2 separate regions of the Homo sapiens genome follow, and region 1 is linked to region 2. A link is an interaction called in ENCODE POLR2A ChIA-PET data of the cell type or tissue named here. Cell type or tissue: PC-3. All regions are shown on one strand.

Region 1 (8,000 bases), 170 kb before region 2:
TGGTTTGGCTGGATTTTTACAATTAGAGAAATATAATCTAAAAAAAATGCATTAAGTTACAGTTATCAGGATTTGAAACCCAGAATATATAAACAAAGCTGGAGAAGAAAAGGAGAACAGTGTGACAGTATGCTAAATTTCAAATATTGGCTACAAGTGACCCAAAGATACTGGTTTGGCTGGATTTTTACAATTAGAGAAATACAGGTTAAAGAATCTTTTTGAAGACCTTAAAATTACTCATTAATAGAATGTAAAAGAGAATGCCTACTTGGGAAAGACAAAACAATAAAAACTTAGCATTTAGCAATAACTATAAACAGTCCAAATATCTATCCATAGGATATTGATGAAATAAATTACTATTACTCCAGAACCATAAAGGAATAAAATACAGCCATTAAAAAAGTCAGATCATAAAATACTTTGCCTTGGGAAAGAAAATGTAGACAGTATAGGAAGTAGGAGTGAGAGTTTCAAAAAGTTTGTGCCCTGTAATCCCAACTTTGAAAAACATAATATTTTATATATTATGTATTTTATATTTTAAAAAATACAACCATGGTGTGGGGTGGGGAGAAGACTAAAAGGATATCTGCCAAAAGGTTAACAGCAATTATTTCTATTTTCTTCCACTCGCTTTTCAGAATATAGGTAGAGTTTTTGACAAAACACACTTAAAATAAATATTAACACCATAAATACAAATCAGTTTCATGCTATGTATCAAGGATCAGCAATTTTTTTTTCTGTAAAGGGCTAAATAATATTTTAGGATTTTCCATTCATATGATCTCTGTTGCAACTATTCAGCTCTGCCATAGCACTGCAAAAGAAGCCAGACACTATGTAATCTAATCAGCATGACTGTGTACCAATAAAATTTTATTTACAAAAACTGCATTTAGGGCCACAGTTTGCCTACTGCATATCAATATCTGATATTGAAGTTTTAGAAATGATTTAAGTGTACTATTTTTCTGTTTTCTGTAATTGTTTAGCGCAAATAGTGTGTTTCTAGATCAGTACTGTCCAGTGGAAGTTTCTCTGATGTTGGAGATGTTCTATATTATTTGTGCCATCTCATACAGTAGTCAGTCACATGTGGTGTTGGGCACTTGGAATGTGGCTAGCACAACTGAGGAGTTCAATTTTAATTTATTTTAATTAATTTAAATTTAAATAGCCACACGTGAACAATATTGAACAGTGCAGGTCTAGATCACATGCTATTTGTCTATACTTTCCATTGTGCACACATAGAAGGGTACAACTACTGATTTTACCACTCTGCTTTCCTACCAGACAACATCGTCTCAGACTCATTGCTTCTTAATTCTTATCAAAACTCTCTTGTGAGGAATGAACATGGTGAAGATTGTCTGAAGGACACTTTTTCATCAATGTACTTATGCATGTGTCTAACAGTATTGACTCAGCTCCAACTATGTGCAAACACTATGCCAGGCTCTGAGAAAAAAAAAAATGTGAGTGGCCCTACCCTCACATTTTGTTCCCCAAATGATTTAAAGATGCTAAAAAATAAAAATGAATAAAAATGAGCACATGTTCCAAATACACACTGCCTCCAGGGGAAACAACTTAAATGTAAGAATAATGGCTGGGCACAGTGGCTCACACCTGTAATCCCAGCACTTTGGGAGGTGGGAGGATCATGAGGTCAGGAGTTCCAGACCAGCCTGGCCAATATGATGAAACTCTGTCTCTACTAAAAACACATAAATTAGCTGGGCATGGCAGTGTGCACCTGTAGTCCCAGCTACTCGGGAGGCTGAGGCAGGAGAATCACTTGAACCTGGAAGATGAAGGTTGCAGTGAGCCGAGATCACGCCACTGCACTCCAGCCTGGGCAACAGCACAAGACTCCATCTTAAAAAAAAAAAAAATAGCAAGGCCAGGCATAGTGGCTAATGCCTATAATCCCAACACTTTGAGAGGCCAAGGTGGGAGGACTGCTTGAGCCCAGGAGTTCAAGACCAGCCTGGGCAACTTACCAAGACCCTGTCTCTGCAAAAAAAAAAAAAACAATAGCCAGACATGGCATGTGTCTGTGGTCCCAGCTACTCAGGAGGCCAATGCAGGAGGATCCCTTGAGCCCAGGAGGTCAGGGCTATAGTGAGCCACATTCACACCACTACACTGTAGCCTGGGAGACAGAGTGAGACCCTGTCTAAATAAGTAATAAAATATCATAATAATCAGGGCTATGGTGAGCCACATTCACGCCACTACACTCTAGCCTAGGAGACAGAGTGAGACCCTGTCTCAATAAGTAATAAAATATCATAATAATATATAATAAGTTTTTTTTAAAAAAGAATAGTGAGAGGTTGATTGTAAAAAGGTGAAAAGGAGCCCATAATAATTAAGTTATCAGGGAATCTGCAGAACTAATGAGGGTTGCCCGAAGGGCTAGTCCAATTCAAATCATGTATGCTTAACACTCTGTAGGCCAAGTAAAACCTATCTGCAGGCAAGAGCCAGCCCACCAGTGGCCAAACAGTAACCATCTAATTTCTACCTTGTTTAAACCCAGAGGAGAAATTTCTATCCTGAAAATCTGGGTTTCAGCTGATTGATAAATACACATTCTTTATCTTACGTGTAAACTATAAATTTTTTTAAACATAATTTACATTATGCTTAAAATTAAGTACAAAATAAACACAAAAATTTAGACAGTAATTTGATGAGTTTTACAGATGGATATTCCCAGGTAACAACCACCCTAGTTGAAATTTAGGATGGGAGCTGCAAACTCTGGCCTGCCACCTATTTTTGTATGGCCAGAAAATAATGGATTTTATATTTTCAAATAGTTGAAAAAAATTAATAACATTTCATTGCATGTGAACTATATATGAAATTCAAGTTTCAATGTACAAATAAAATTTTATTGGGACACAGCTATGTTCATCGTTTACATGTCTATGGCCACTTTTTGGCTATAATGGTAGAGCTAAGTAGTTATAACACAGACCATAATATGAAAAGCCTAATATGTTTACTATCTTACCCTTTGCAGAAGAAGTTGGCTGACTCCGACTTACAACAGTGCCATCATACCAGCAAATTGTCTCATGTCTCTTTACAGTAAATTTTTCACATATTATACCCATCCCCTGCGACCACTGATCTGATTTCTCTCCTTGTAGATTACATTTACCTATTCTAGAACTTCATATGAATTATATAATATATATATCTTATTTCTCTGGCTTCTGTCTCTCAAATAATGTCTGTGAAATATATCCATGTTGCATATACCAGCAACTTGTTCATTTTCATTGTTGAGTACTATTTCATTGTATGAATATACCACAATTCAACTGTCTGTTCACCCTGGGACAACTAAGTTGTTTCCAGTTCTTAGCTGTTATGAATAAATCTGCTGTTGTCATTCACGTGCAAGTCTTTTGCGTACAAGTCATGAATGAGTCTCTCAGTTACTTAGTGGAATTGCTGGGTCACAAGATAGGTATGTGTTTAACTTCATAAAATACTGCCAGACTTTTATTCTCTTACCGGCATTGTGTCAGAGCCCAGTTGCGTTATATTCTAATAGCACTTGATATTGTCAGTCTTTTTCATTTAAACCAATATAGTGAGTATAATGTGGTAACTCATGATTTTAACTTACATTTCCTTCATGACTAATCATGTTGAGCATCTTTCAATGTGCTTATTGGCCTTACATACATCTTCTTTCATGAAGTATCTAAACCGAACATTATAACCATTCCTGTTTTTTCTCCTTTGCTTTGGTACTTAGAAGCTTAGAGCTTAATTAGAGGCCTAAATATAACAATTATACAGGATTTCCTGGCATGTTGGGGCTCCAACTTGAATTTTTATTTCATCATCTCTTTATCCCCTTATTTCCTTTCTCTCCTAAATTTTCATCTACTTAATTGTTATCCTGTGTTTTCAATTTTTTTTTTTTTTTAGCATGACTCAATCTTATCTTGGAATGAAGCCGGTTACAACCAAAGGAAAAAGGGCTGAAATCGGCTGGCTTACCACTTACACACAAGGAACTGTGTTGGGCCCTGGGAATATGGAGAAGAATATATCCCTGCCCTTCAGGAACTCATAGGAAAAGAAGCCAGAAATTAAAAAACAAGGCAACAAGTGCAGCAACAGAAGGTGCTCCTGAAGGACCCTGGGGCGTGTGGGAGGTGAGGGGGCAGGAGCTTTCGGGAGAAGATGATTCTTGACTGTGTGTTGACTGAAGAATGAGTCAGCAGTGCCCTGAAAGAGTGTGGTGCCCTCGGGGTGTGGTGGATGTGGGGATGCATGAGAGAATATTGTAGAACTATTAATAGGAAATATGTGATGCCAAGGTGTGTGATGTATTCCAGGAATGCACACGATTTAGCACAAGTGGAACACCAAGTAGGGAAAGTCAGGAAGTGAAGAATAAGTCATGTGACATCTAACAGCCCAAAGCAAGTCACATGGCCAAACCCAAAGTCAAAGGGCAGGGAGACATCACTCCTCTTTAGTGGCAGGAACTGCAACGTTACATTGTAAAGGATGTAACCAGGGCGAGGATGAAGGATTGGGGCCATTCATATACTCTATCCCAGCAGCTTTCCATGGGAGAAGTGTTAAGTGCCTACAACAAAAATCTGGACAACAGCTCAGACAAAGTGGATTTCTGAACCACATTTGGGTACAAAGGGTAGGCCGGATGATGTAGTTTCATTCCTCTGGGATAGTACAGGGAAATATGAGAACAGCACAGAAGATTTAGACTGTTCCAGAAATCCATTTCTAAATAGCTACAACTCAGGTACCAACCACAGAGGACAAAGGGAACCCGAGCCTCTTCTAACAAACTGAAATCTACCAAATGCTGGTAGATATCACACTGTTCTCTGGATTGGATTTTTGTATTTAAAGCTAAAAACAGAGATTCTGCCTCAAAAATTCATGTCAGCATTCTATTGCTCAATTATCATTATGCACGTGAGTATAACCATCCGATGGTTAAACTATAGCTGGCACTAATGCAATTGGATTGTTAAAAAATATTCCTGAGCACCACTCTTATCCCAGTACTAGTTAACTGCTATGCTAATGTCTTGGCACATGAGACTAATAATGAAATGAGTTATAACTGTGTGTTTGGATCACATTACATTGCTTCAAGTGTATCATAATATTTTATAGCTTAATGGAGAATCTGGCTTATAGCAATACAGGAAAAATAAATCTCAGCCAATCATCATCCATTAAAAAAAGAAATCTACGGTCAGCAGCCGACAAGATTTTAACCATCAATAACAATTACCCTGAAACCTTTTTGACACAATAGGTAGATATTTAATAACAATAACATAAGATACACCCTTGCTAATGGAGATATATTAAGATATTGATTAGTTATGCAAGAAAGTTTATGCTTATTCCATTGCCACTAGTAATTATGAGCAGGCTGTTGACTACTCCTTGAACCACATCTTTTAGTCCATTTCCCTTTTTCTACCCAAGAGTATACTTGGCTGGCAGATAATCAGAACAAACAGACGTTCCTAGAAAATGTGAACCATATGTACAACCTAATGCAGCAAGCGTTTGCTGAATGCCTACTACGTGCACCCTAACTGTGCTGGAGGTGCCAGGACTACACAATGGAAAGGGACAACCCCTTTGCTCAAGAAGCTTATGGTCTAGTGGAGGACAGAGAGAGGACCAGAGCACACAGAAAGATGGGAATGGGGCATGCAGAGAGGCAGCTAAGCCAGCCAAGTGGGGAATTGGAGGAGCAACTAATGACTGTACCAGAAGGCAGAGGAAGCAGAGGAAGGGCTGGGAGGAAGCAGGGGAGCTGGAGCACAGGCTGTAAGAGCGGTGCCTTTTCAACATTTTTCTCAGGTTAATTTGTAGACATGACAGTTGCTAGGACACTAAGGGGAAAAATGTTAAAGGAAGTAATGGGAAAGCAAGATGTGTGGAGATGTATACAAAGGCAGCGGAGGACTGGGGGCTGCCTAACACATTCACTAACCCAACCAGAGGGCCTAGCTCAGTTCCCCGCAGGGATGCTGGGGCCCAGCTGCTCCTCCCAAGCTGGAGGTCAGGCCCTCAAAGGAAGCACAAGTGTAACCACCTATGGGTTCTTCCTGCCCATCTCACAGACAAAAACAATTCATTGAGACCATGACATTGCAATAAAGGAAAAGTTTAACTGACACAAGGCCAGCCATGCCACTTGGGAGACAGAGTCATTACTCAAATCAATCTCCCTGAAAATTCAGAGGCTAGTGTTTTTCAAGGATAGTTTGGCAGACCAGGGAATTGACTTCGGGTGGGGACAAAGGACTGGCTGGCGGTTCCAGGTTAGAGCCATTGGTCACCAGAAATGCAAAAACCTGAAAAGACATCTCAAAAGGCCAATCTTAGGTTCTACAATAGTCATGTTATCTTCAGGAGTAATTGGGGATGTTACAAATCTTGTGACCTTTGGAATAATGGCTGGTAAGACTCCTCATTCTCCTAACCTGGTGGTCTTTCATTAGCTTTACAAAAGTGGTTTAGTTTTGGGGAAGGGCTAATATCATTCAAATTATAAACTAAGTAGCTCCCAAAGTTAGCTTGGCCTAAGCCCAGGAATGATTAAGAGCAGTTCGGAGGTTAAAAGTAAGATGGGGGTTGGTTATATTAGATCTCTTTTACCGTGATAATTATCTCACTGTTAAAATTTTTGCAAAGGCCGTTTCACAAGGGTTCTAGGGCTTGGAAGGGGAAAGTTCAAGACCAAGGGTGAGGAGGAACAGACAATGGGAATTCAGAAGAGGATCCATGGAGGAGTGGCATTCGGGAACAAAATAACTTGAAAATGATTCAGAAAACCAATGTGCTTTTTTTGTATTTCAATCACTATGGATGATTTCAAAGTAAGTTTCATAGTCTCTGTCTCTTTCTCGGAAACGCCTGCCTTGTAGTTTCCATGCCTACATTTAGAAGGGGTGGTGCCAGCCCCCATGCTGACCCTGGATCCTTACTTCCTGCATGTGTGATGAGCACAGAGGTCTAGAAGAGTCTCAGAATTGACCAAGGAGCCAGAGCTACCACTTTCTGGCAGCCAGTATCTTATCCACCAGCCACACTGGACTTCATGAATCCCCATATCGCTCTGGGCATCAGGAAACCAAATGGTGAAGGTGCCACCCCTACTCTGTCAGGTCTTCCAAGAATGAAGCTCATTTGCAATGCAAAGCAACATGAAAAGTACATTCTTTTAGCATTGAAGACATGTGCCAATTCCCCAGGCACTGGAAAATGGCAAAGACTGACGTTTTGATGTTATTTTTTAAGGCATTTTTAAAAAAATAAAGATTCCCATTTTTTCATTCTCCTGAATAGAACAGAGGTAAATGGAGTGAGAGAAAAAAAGACTCTTAAAATATGATCTGGTTTTTTTGTGTGCAGGCTGCTTAGAATGCCACTGCCTGCAGGCTATAGGGGAATTCAGATGAGAGCATTTCCTTCATTCCAAATTAAAAAACAAGGGAACTAGACCTCAAGGCTATTTCTGCCTTGAAACTCTTCCTCAAACGTGGTGTTTCACAATTACAATACAGCGATTAACAAAGAATGATTTTCTTTCAACTAGGAGTTGAAGTAAAACACAGACACCCTGCCGGTCACTCTTGGTGGCAAAGTTGCTGCAAAGCAAATAACAAAGAACTGGGGGCTTACTATGGCTTTCTTATCAGAGCCAGTCAACAAGAGGTTTATATATAATGGTTTATACAAAACCTAATTTTCTGCTTTGATGCCCAGGGAGGGGGTCTCTGCCTCACTACAGGGGTTAGTAAAGTACTCCCTGCACACAGAAGGTAATTCCAATTAGATCATGGTAACCAAGACCTCTAAAGCTCACCAGAGCCCCATAATTGCCTCTACCTAAAACTGTTGTAACTCAAGGCAAATGTTAATGCACCTTTGTACTGCTGAGTCCCTGATGCTCT
Region 2 (8,000 bases):
GGGTGTAGTCCAAGGATCAGGACAGGTATCATAAGCTGCAGGGAAACATTAGCAAAAACAACTAGTGCCAAGCACATTGTTAGGCATGTTACCTATGTGTAATTGGTATCATTTTATACTTATTAAACCACCAAAAGAAGTTTGAAAATAAAATAATAACATCCAATGCTGGCAATATTTTGCCAGCCTGCTACATTCATTTATTCATGTCAGGTATATAAATTGCTACACTCTGCTGGAAAGCAATTTGACAATATATATATGGATCCATGAAGATATTCATACCCTTTGACACATTAATCCCGCTGTTGGAAATGTATCCTAAAGAAACCTTTGAAAGGAAGCAAAAAAATCTATTTATACAAAGACGCTCACTACAATGTTATTTGTGATACTGAAACTCTGAAAACCTCCACAGTGACCAAAAGGAGAATTGATAGGTAAGTGATGGCACATGACCTTGATGGATGATATGGGTTCACTGAAATGATTCATGGGGGTCTATGTGAGAACATGAACAAGCACATCCTATTATGTGAAAAAGAACTCAATGGCAATTACATTATTTTTGTCACTATGGATCTGTGTGGATAATAGCAGGAAATAAAACCAAACAACTGTCCTAGGGAGAGGTATTGTGGGAGATCTGCTTCTCCTTACACTTTATAATGTTCTTATTGTGACGATTAATGAATGTTGGGGTGCTATGGTTTGAATGTGTCCTCCAAAACTCATGTTGAAATGTAATGGCCATTGTGACAGTATTCAAAAATAGGACCTTTAAGAGGCGATTAGGTCATAAGAGCTCCACCTTCACAAATGGATTAATGCCATTTTTGAGGGAGTGGGTTAGTTATCTCAGGAGTGGGGTCCTGATAAAAAAGATGAGTTTTGCCTGATTTCCTCTCCTGATCTCATATGTTCACCAGGTGATGTCTTCCTCCAGGTTATGATGCAGCAAGAAAGCCCTTACAAGAAGCAGCCCCTCATTCTTGGACTTCCCAGCCTCCAGAACCTTAAGCTAAATAAGCTTCTATTGTTTATAAATTACCCAGTCTCATGTATTCAGTTATAACAGCAGAAAACTAAGATGTGGGGGAAAACAGAAAAATAACAAATAAAAGCCAGCTTGGGTGAGAGGAACAGTCCAGTGGATAAACGGCAGGACTGGCCCAGGACTAGAGACAATCCCAGCAAAGAGCTCAACTTGGTCCACCAGCCAGACCAGGACTCTGACCTTCTACCCTCCCAATCAGTAACACTTCTGGACAGAGCAGCACCCTCAGTTGCCCTGGGTTTGTTTCCTTCATTGTACTATTATACTTCAATGTGCTATTGCCTTTATCAGCCAAACTCACAGGGTTATTGAGAGGGTCCATTTAGATAATGTTGCACTTCACTTAAGAACATTTTCTGATAGTAATCCAAAGATATTTTTTGCAGAGTCAATGGTACAGCTTAGTCCTTCCATTCCAGATTTTGGGGTAGAACAGGTTTAATGACTGGCACCTAAGTCTCTACCTCTCAGTGTTCATATGTAATGATCTGGCCACTTCATATACTGTTGCAAGCCACAGGCTCAAATTAATTTACTTATTATGGGAGATGTCTTCTCTGCTCTTTCTTGTATACCTTTCCTGGCACACTGGCCACCCATCCTCTTCAGAATCCAACTCTGAACCACTCAGGAACACCATCACTGTGAGCTGAACCTCCAAACCAGAGCATCATCTCTTCTTGGTGTTGTTTCCTCTCTGGTCCACAAAGCTAGTGGTGGAATGAAGCGTTTGAGCAAAATGGCCTTCCCAAGTTGCTGCCTAGCAGACTCCAGTCATCTTCAAGGTTCAACTCAACCATCATCCTATAGCACTCTTTCTCAACCTTGACATTCATGACATTTGGGACCATGTAAGTTTTTCTTGTAGGAGGCTGCGCACGCATTTCAGGTTATTGAGCAGCATCCCTGGCCTCTAGATGCCAGTAACAAATTCGATTCCCCTAGTTGAAATAACCAAAAATGTCTCCAGACATTGCCAAATATCCTTTAAAAGCCAAAATCCCTCCCCTACCGGCCTCATCTCCACCACCCCAACCAGCAGAAGGATTTCCTCTTCTACCTTTTCATTCCTAGAGTATATATAACTAATATTTAAGTATCTCCCTTATAGCCCTTGTCATTTCATTCTATGATTAATTCTCTGCCTGTGTGTCACTGAAGGCAAACCTTAGTTTCCCCAAGGTAGATGCTGTATCTTGAACAGCATTACACACCCCATGCATAGCACAGGGCATGGCACAGAGGAGGTGCTCAGCACATCCTGTGAAGTTAAACCATGACTCCATGCATCTCAGGAACTTGCGGTGACAAACAAACATGATCCCAATCCAGGGCTGTAACACTTTCTTCTTTCCCAAACTGGGGTGGAAAGGAGAACTGGATGGTGTGTTTATTTACTGGAGAGGGAAAATACTACATTTTATACTAATAGAGATATTCAAGAAAGTCTGGGCTTGTGATGGCAATTATTTTCAATAAATTCTGACTTTGAGACCTTGCTAAACCATACCCACAGGGACTAAACTGCCTAATTCCAAGAGAAAAAAAAAACAAGAAGGAATAATCCCAAAGCCTCCAGGCATTGATTTATAGATGGTGAGACTCCCTAAATCTCATCTGACATTATTTACAATAAGATCTCCTGTGAGTCCCCAGTTGATAGACTGACAAGCAAAAACTTGCTTAACCCAGGACATGAGGGATTTGGGTGAGCCATGGGTGAAAGGCCACCGTAATCAGGACATGAGGCACAGAGCCCAGAACCAGATTCCAAGAAGATGGATGCCGAGTTGTGTCAAAAGCTCTTGAGAAGAAAAAGCATTATCCTCCAGCAAATTCTATGTAAATAACCTTGACATAGAGCAACTCTGAATGAAACTGACCTTCTAATAGATAAATAAGACTTTGAGGAATTTTCTTAATTTTAAATGAGCTTAGAGAGTTTGTAGGCAATATCTCTGTCCCACCATGGCTGGATTAATGGGTGTGCATGCACGCATGTGTGTGCACATGGGCCACACCCCTTTTTCTTGGTGGTGGGGTGGCTTGCCCCACCTTCATATATGGGACTCAAGGAAAAGGAATAGGTGGTTTTAGTGAGACCAGAGCCAGCAATGGGGTTAGAAAGCCCTGCTTCCTCAGGGTTCTCTACAGGCTTGAGGCCTACACCCCCTTCCACCAAGCTCTGGGATGGCAGAATGGCCCCAGGGGGAGCCCCTCCAGCCTCAGTGTCCTGCACAGACCTGTTGGCCCCAAAGCTTCTTGGCTCTTTTCTCCTACAGAATCACAGTCAGCCTACATTGAAAAAAAGCTGGCATTTGGGAACCTGGGCTATACTTGAAGAACTCCTGGGAGACTACCCCAAGTTCAACCTGCCTGTAAAGATGAGAGCAAGTGCCCTCGGCCACCAAAAAAAAGTCTTCCCCAACTCCACTGGGCCTGGAAATCTCTTCAGATGAGACACAGCCTTTCGTCCCCCTATGAGAGCCAAGACTCAGGTGGTCAATCCACCAAGGAGATGTCATAAACCTCCCTCAGACCATTCACTGTGAAGCGTAAACCACTCCTCACTGAGATTGTCTTCTGCTTCTTCCCACGCTGCCTTCTCTCAAAGACAGAACCTTCTTATCCTTCAGGCTGGAGGTTAAATGCCACCGGCTCAGAGAGGCCTGTGAATCTTGATCACAGCTACTTGTGCATGTCCTTCATACCCCTCTGTGCTGGGCCACACTCTGGGTGTAAGTATCTACTCTCCCCTCAACTCTAAACTCCTTGAGGAAAGAGATTACATTCATCTTGCTCACCCATCCTTCACCTATGCCCAGCATGGTGCCTGGGGCATAATAGGTTCTTCATGAATGTTGTTAATTTCATGAAAAAACAATAAAGATTCTTCTCCAGAGAAGATGCTGACAACTGGGTAGGAGAAGATAGGACTGTGTGGTATGCCAATGCCAGGCCTATGGGGCACAGTCCTCCCAGTTTCGTGCCAACATGAGTAAATAATTGGGTGTGCTAACAGACCAAACATCATTATGTAATCACAATGCTACCTGGCATATGTGCCTTCTATTAATACTTACAGCATAACCTATGACTAATGCAAGAATATGGCACTCTTCACATAGCATGGGTACCCAGAGTCATAATAATAAATCCCGGGTAACATAGTTTGCTAAAGAAAGTTTTTGCAAGGCTAGAATTTCATAGAAATGTTGATGAGAGCCCAGGAATCTGGGAAAGCCCAGCTTCAGAGCTTCTGCCAGCTTGTGGCATCTCCACGTGGATAGGCTGGTAACCCTCATCACCATCTGATTACCTCTCTTATGGTGGAACCCAACCTGATGTCAGCCCGTCTCTTTTGCTTTATCCTTTAAGCTCAAGGCTGTAAAGTATAATTTGCACAAAGGATATCTAAGTGTCTTTTTTTTTTTTTTTTTTTTTTTTGAGACAGAGTCTCACTCTGTCACCCAGGCTAGAATGTAATGGCACAATCTTGGCTCACTGCAACCTCCACCTCCCAGGTTCAAGCAATTCTCCTGCCTCAGCCTCCCAATTAGCTGGGACAACAGGCGTGCACCATCATGGCTGGCTAATTTTTGTATTTTTAGTAGAGAAGGAGTTTTACCACGTTGGACAGGCTGGTTTCAAACTTCTGACCTCAAGTGATGCGCCCGCTTCTGCCTCCCAAAGTGCTGGGAATACAGGTGTGAGCCACCGTGCCTGGTCTAAGTGTCCATTCTTAAAGCCAGACCTCCGTGAGACTGACCCAGTGGGATGGGAAGAAGGGAAGAAAACATGAAAGATTAAAGGAAAAAAAGGCATCAATTGATTATTAAAAGGGTTAGAAAACAAACTCATTAAATCAGCTTGTTACCTGTACCCCCAGCTGCCCTGGGGAGCTAAAGAACTCAAAAAAAAAAAGGAACTTTGTGTTTACATCCTACTTCCCTGCTTCATTCCCACATGCATGGATTAATATGCAGGAGGACTGGTCTTCTGAAACATGTGTAAAACCACAGTGCAACCTGGAAATTGAAGAATGGGGCTCAATGAATCTATTTGAGACAAGCTCTGAATCAGACTCATGTCTCTAAGCCCAAATACTGGATCTGCAGTGACCAGTGGACACCCCAACAGAGGACATGTTAAATCATCCAGCTATCAACAAGCTACCTAATTTAGCAGCCAGTTAGAACATGGTAATAACCATGCCTCCGATGTGAGAACTATTCCAAATAAATCTATGGGCCCACAGAATATTAAGATTCAACAGGTTTCATTAATTTCCTGAAGCGTGCTTGTTTGTAAAAAGCTGGATGGAAATTCTGTTTGGGTAATAATCTCTTTGAATCCTTAAATCCCACTTTTAGTTATCAGTCTCCAACAAATGAAGGAAGAAAGTGAAATTACTCAACTTCAAACCCCAAATATTTTGGCAACTTTGAGCCAACTAAAGGCTTCAGATGGGATTCTCTTTTGTCTTTCTCCAAATCTCCAAATTCCATGGAAGGTTTCTGGTTGATAAATTAATATGGCACCAACTCCATGTAGCACAACCCAGCAGTATCTTGGCCAAGAATTTTTAAAAACAATAACGTCAGACTCTATTAAAGAATCTAGGAATTATTTTTCTTTACTTACTTTTTCTCTTTAACATGGCATTGCTATACAACATTCCTCAGATGGCTTTAACCAACTGCAAATAACTGAAAAGCATTTTAAATCTTATTTAAAGAGCTGCTGTTCTTATTGAAAATGCAAGCAAGTGACCTCTGAATTTAACCCATTACATCTGAGCCTTCCCAGCCCCAAGTATTTGTGAAATGCCACAAAAAATATAAACAAGAAAACGTCTAGGCAAAAACATGGGGAAACCAGTGAGGAAACTTTGGGGAGCTTTGTTGAAAATGTATATTCTCTCTATCCAGACCTCAACACAAAACACTATTGGCAAAGTAAAGTAACATTTTATTATGACCTGAGATTTTCACGCTAAACTCCTCATGTTGAGTGCATCATTTTCCCAAATTAATTAGTCCTAAGTAAGCCTTCAATCAAAGCAGCATAAAGCGGATTCTCTCTATCCCCCTAAAATCCTAAATCAAGGCTCAGATTTTAACTTATTGATGCAAAGGTTTGCAAAAAGGCAACTTTAAGCACCTATTCTGCATAACAAACCCCCCAAAACTTAGTGGCTTAAAACAACCAGTAAGATCTTTTGCTCATGATCTTGTGGATCATGAATTGGGGAAAGGATCAGCTCAAGACTTTTCATCAGTTGCAGTCAGATGGTAGCTGGGGCTGCAGTCATCAGAAGGCCCAACTGGGCTGGATATCTAAGATGGTGTACTCCCATGGCTGGCAGTTGGTGCTGGCTGTTGGCTGGGAGCTCAGCTGGGGCCATTGCCTGCAGCAAGCACCTACACATGGCCCCTCTATGTGGTTTGGATTTCTCACAGCATGGTAGCTGGGTTCTGAAATGAAGCTTCCCAAGAGTAAGTGTTTCACGAAACAAAAGCAGAAGATATACAGCCTCTTCTTACCTAACCTCAGAAGTCATGTTTGCCACTTTCACTGCAATCTGATGGCTACAAATGGGTCGCTGAAGCCACTGAGATTCAAGGGGAGAGGAATGTGTCCATGTCTCAATTTGAGAAGCATCAAAGAGTTTGTGGCAAGCTTTTAAATCTGCTACAGTGCTATCAGAAGTGATTGCACCAATGCTGAGGACAGAGCTGGCCTGGGTTGCATCTTTCTTAGTCAATGCCACCCTTCCTCCTGTGTACTATCTAAAAATCTCCTGGCCATGTCTGGGAACCAGGCAACAGTTCCTTTCTTCTACAATTCAATCGCATATATCCCTGATCCCCTCCCTGGACCCAGCTCAAGGAGGAATGTACCAGGTAGCACCACAGTGTACAGTTGTAAAGGTTGTACACTGCACAAAGGCAACCAGCCAAGTTGTGTGCCCTTGTCTAGTCATGCACCTGGCTCAGAGCAACATCCATGCAGAGAGGTTGTTTTGCCTAATTTGTACCAAGGTACTACAAAGGCTAGCAATCCAGGGTGCTCAGCTCTCTCTCAGAGATTTCCACCATCCATTGCCATCTACTTTCTAGTTTCTCATGTTCCTATGAAACTTATTGCTGTGTGAATGATAAGAGGGAGGGCAGGGAGCATGTAGTCACTGCATTGCAGTAGATAGTGATGCCACTAGAATGCACAAATTTCTGAGGAGTACAGATGGGAAGATGCCTCTGACTGAGGAGGTATAAAAAAGGGGGCATTCTTGCAAAGTTGACCTACAAACAGGCAAAGAAAAGATGCACAGTCTTTGAGTTAGAGAAGAGGGGGATGGGGGAGTCATTCCAAGCAAACAGACTAAAAGTATAAAAGGATAAAAGGGAAGATATAAGTAGATAATAGTACAGCAATGCCTTTGACTGAAGCACAGATAGGCACAGAAAAGAGGGGGATATTAGTCAAGAGATAAATTAGATGGGCCCCAAGCTTCTATGGACAAGGGCTCTCCTCCTATAATAGCACCTGCCAGTGCCTCACCCAGATCCCCTCAGATGTCATGTAGGTTCTGTGTGCTCCTCCCCAGCTCCCATGTGCTTTGGTTGGCTGCCCCTGCAGGTGACAGCCCATGGGTTTCTAGTGCTATTTTGATCACAACATTTGGAGACCCAGAAGTACCTGGGAGCTTACAGGGGGTTACTCATAGCCAACACCAGATTAGTGAAGGAATATGAAAGCCCAGAACCTTCACCTTAGTTGGTACAAACTCTGTGGGGTGATTTATGCTGCAGATCACTTCACAGATGAGGCTGAGGCTAGAAACATCACCTGAAATCTCACCCTGCTTAGCTTCCTGCTTGTTCTCCCTTGTCCTGCTTCCCACTCCCTTTGTTATCTCCCCTGAGAGCCCACCCTTCAT

The links. ChIA-PET counts read pairs that join two places held together with the same protein. Peaks named below come from ENCODE experiments on the same cell type or tissue, not always from the same donor. Only the 100,000 strongest peaks of a DNase experiment are listed, where the experiment ranks them.
Region 1: POLR2A ChIA-PET joins it to region 2 with 10 read pairs; 2 of 35 experiments call an interaction of 5 or more read pairs at or near these places.

What each region holds. Positions count from the first base shown.
Region 1 is chr2:219,965,201-219,973,200 of GRCh38, reverse strand. All of the region lies in intron 1 of LOC105373891 (a long non-coding RNA gene), which reads right to left. Among named protein-coding and RNA genes, the nearest start is that of MIR4268, 63 kb to the right of the region's middle. RefSeq lists enhancers at 3,619-4,818, 7,208-7,873, 7,874-8,000. In PC-3, no CTCF peak of the experiment used is centred here; DNase peaks (open chromatin) are centred at 3,470 and 4,330; H3K4me3 peaks cover 591 bases; H3K27ac peaks cover 2,339 bases.
Region 2 is chr2:219,794,740-219,802,739 of GRCh38, reverse strand. No RefSeq gene overlaps it. Among named protein-coding and RNA genes, the nearest start is that of LINC02832, 69 kb to the right of the region's middle. In PC-3, no CTCF peak of the experiment used is centred here; no DNase peak of the experiment used is centred here.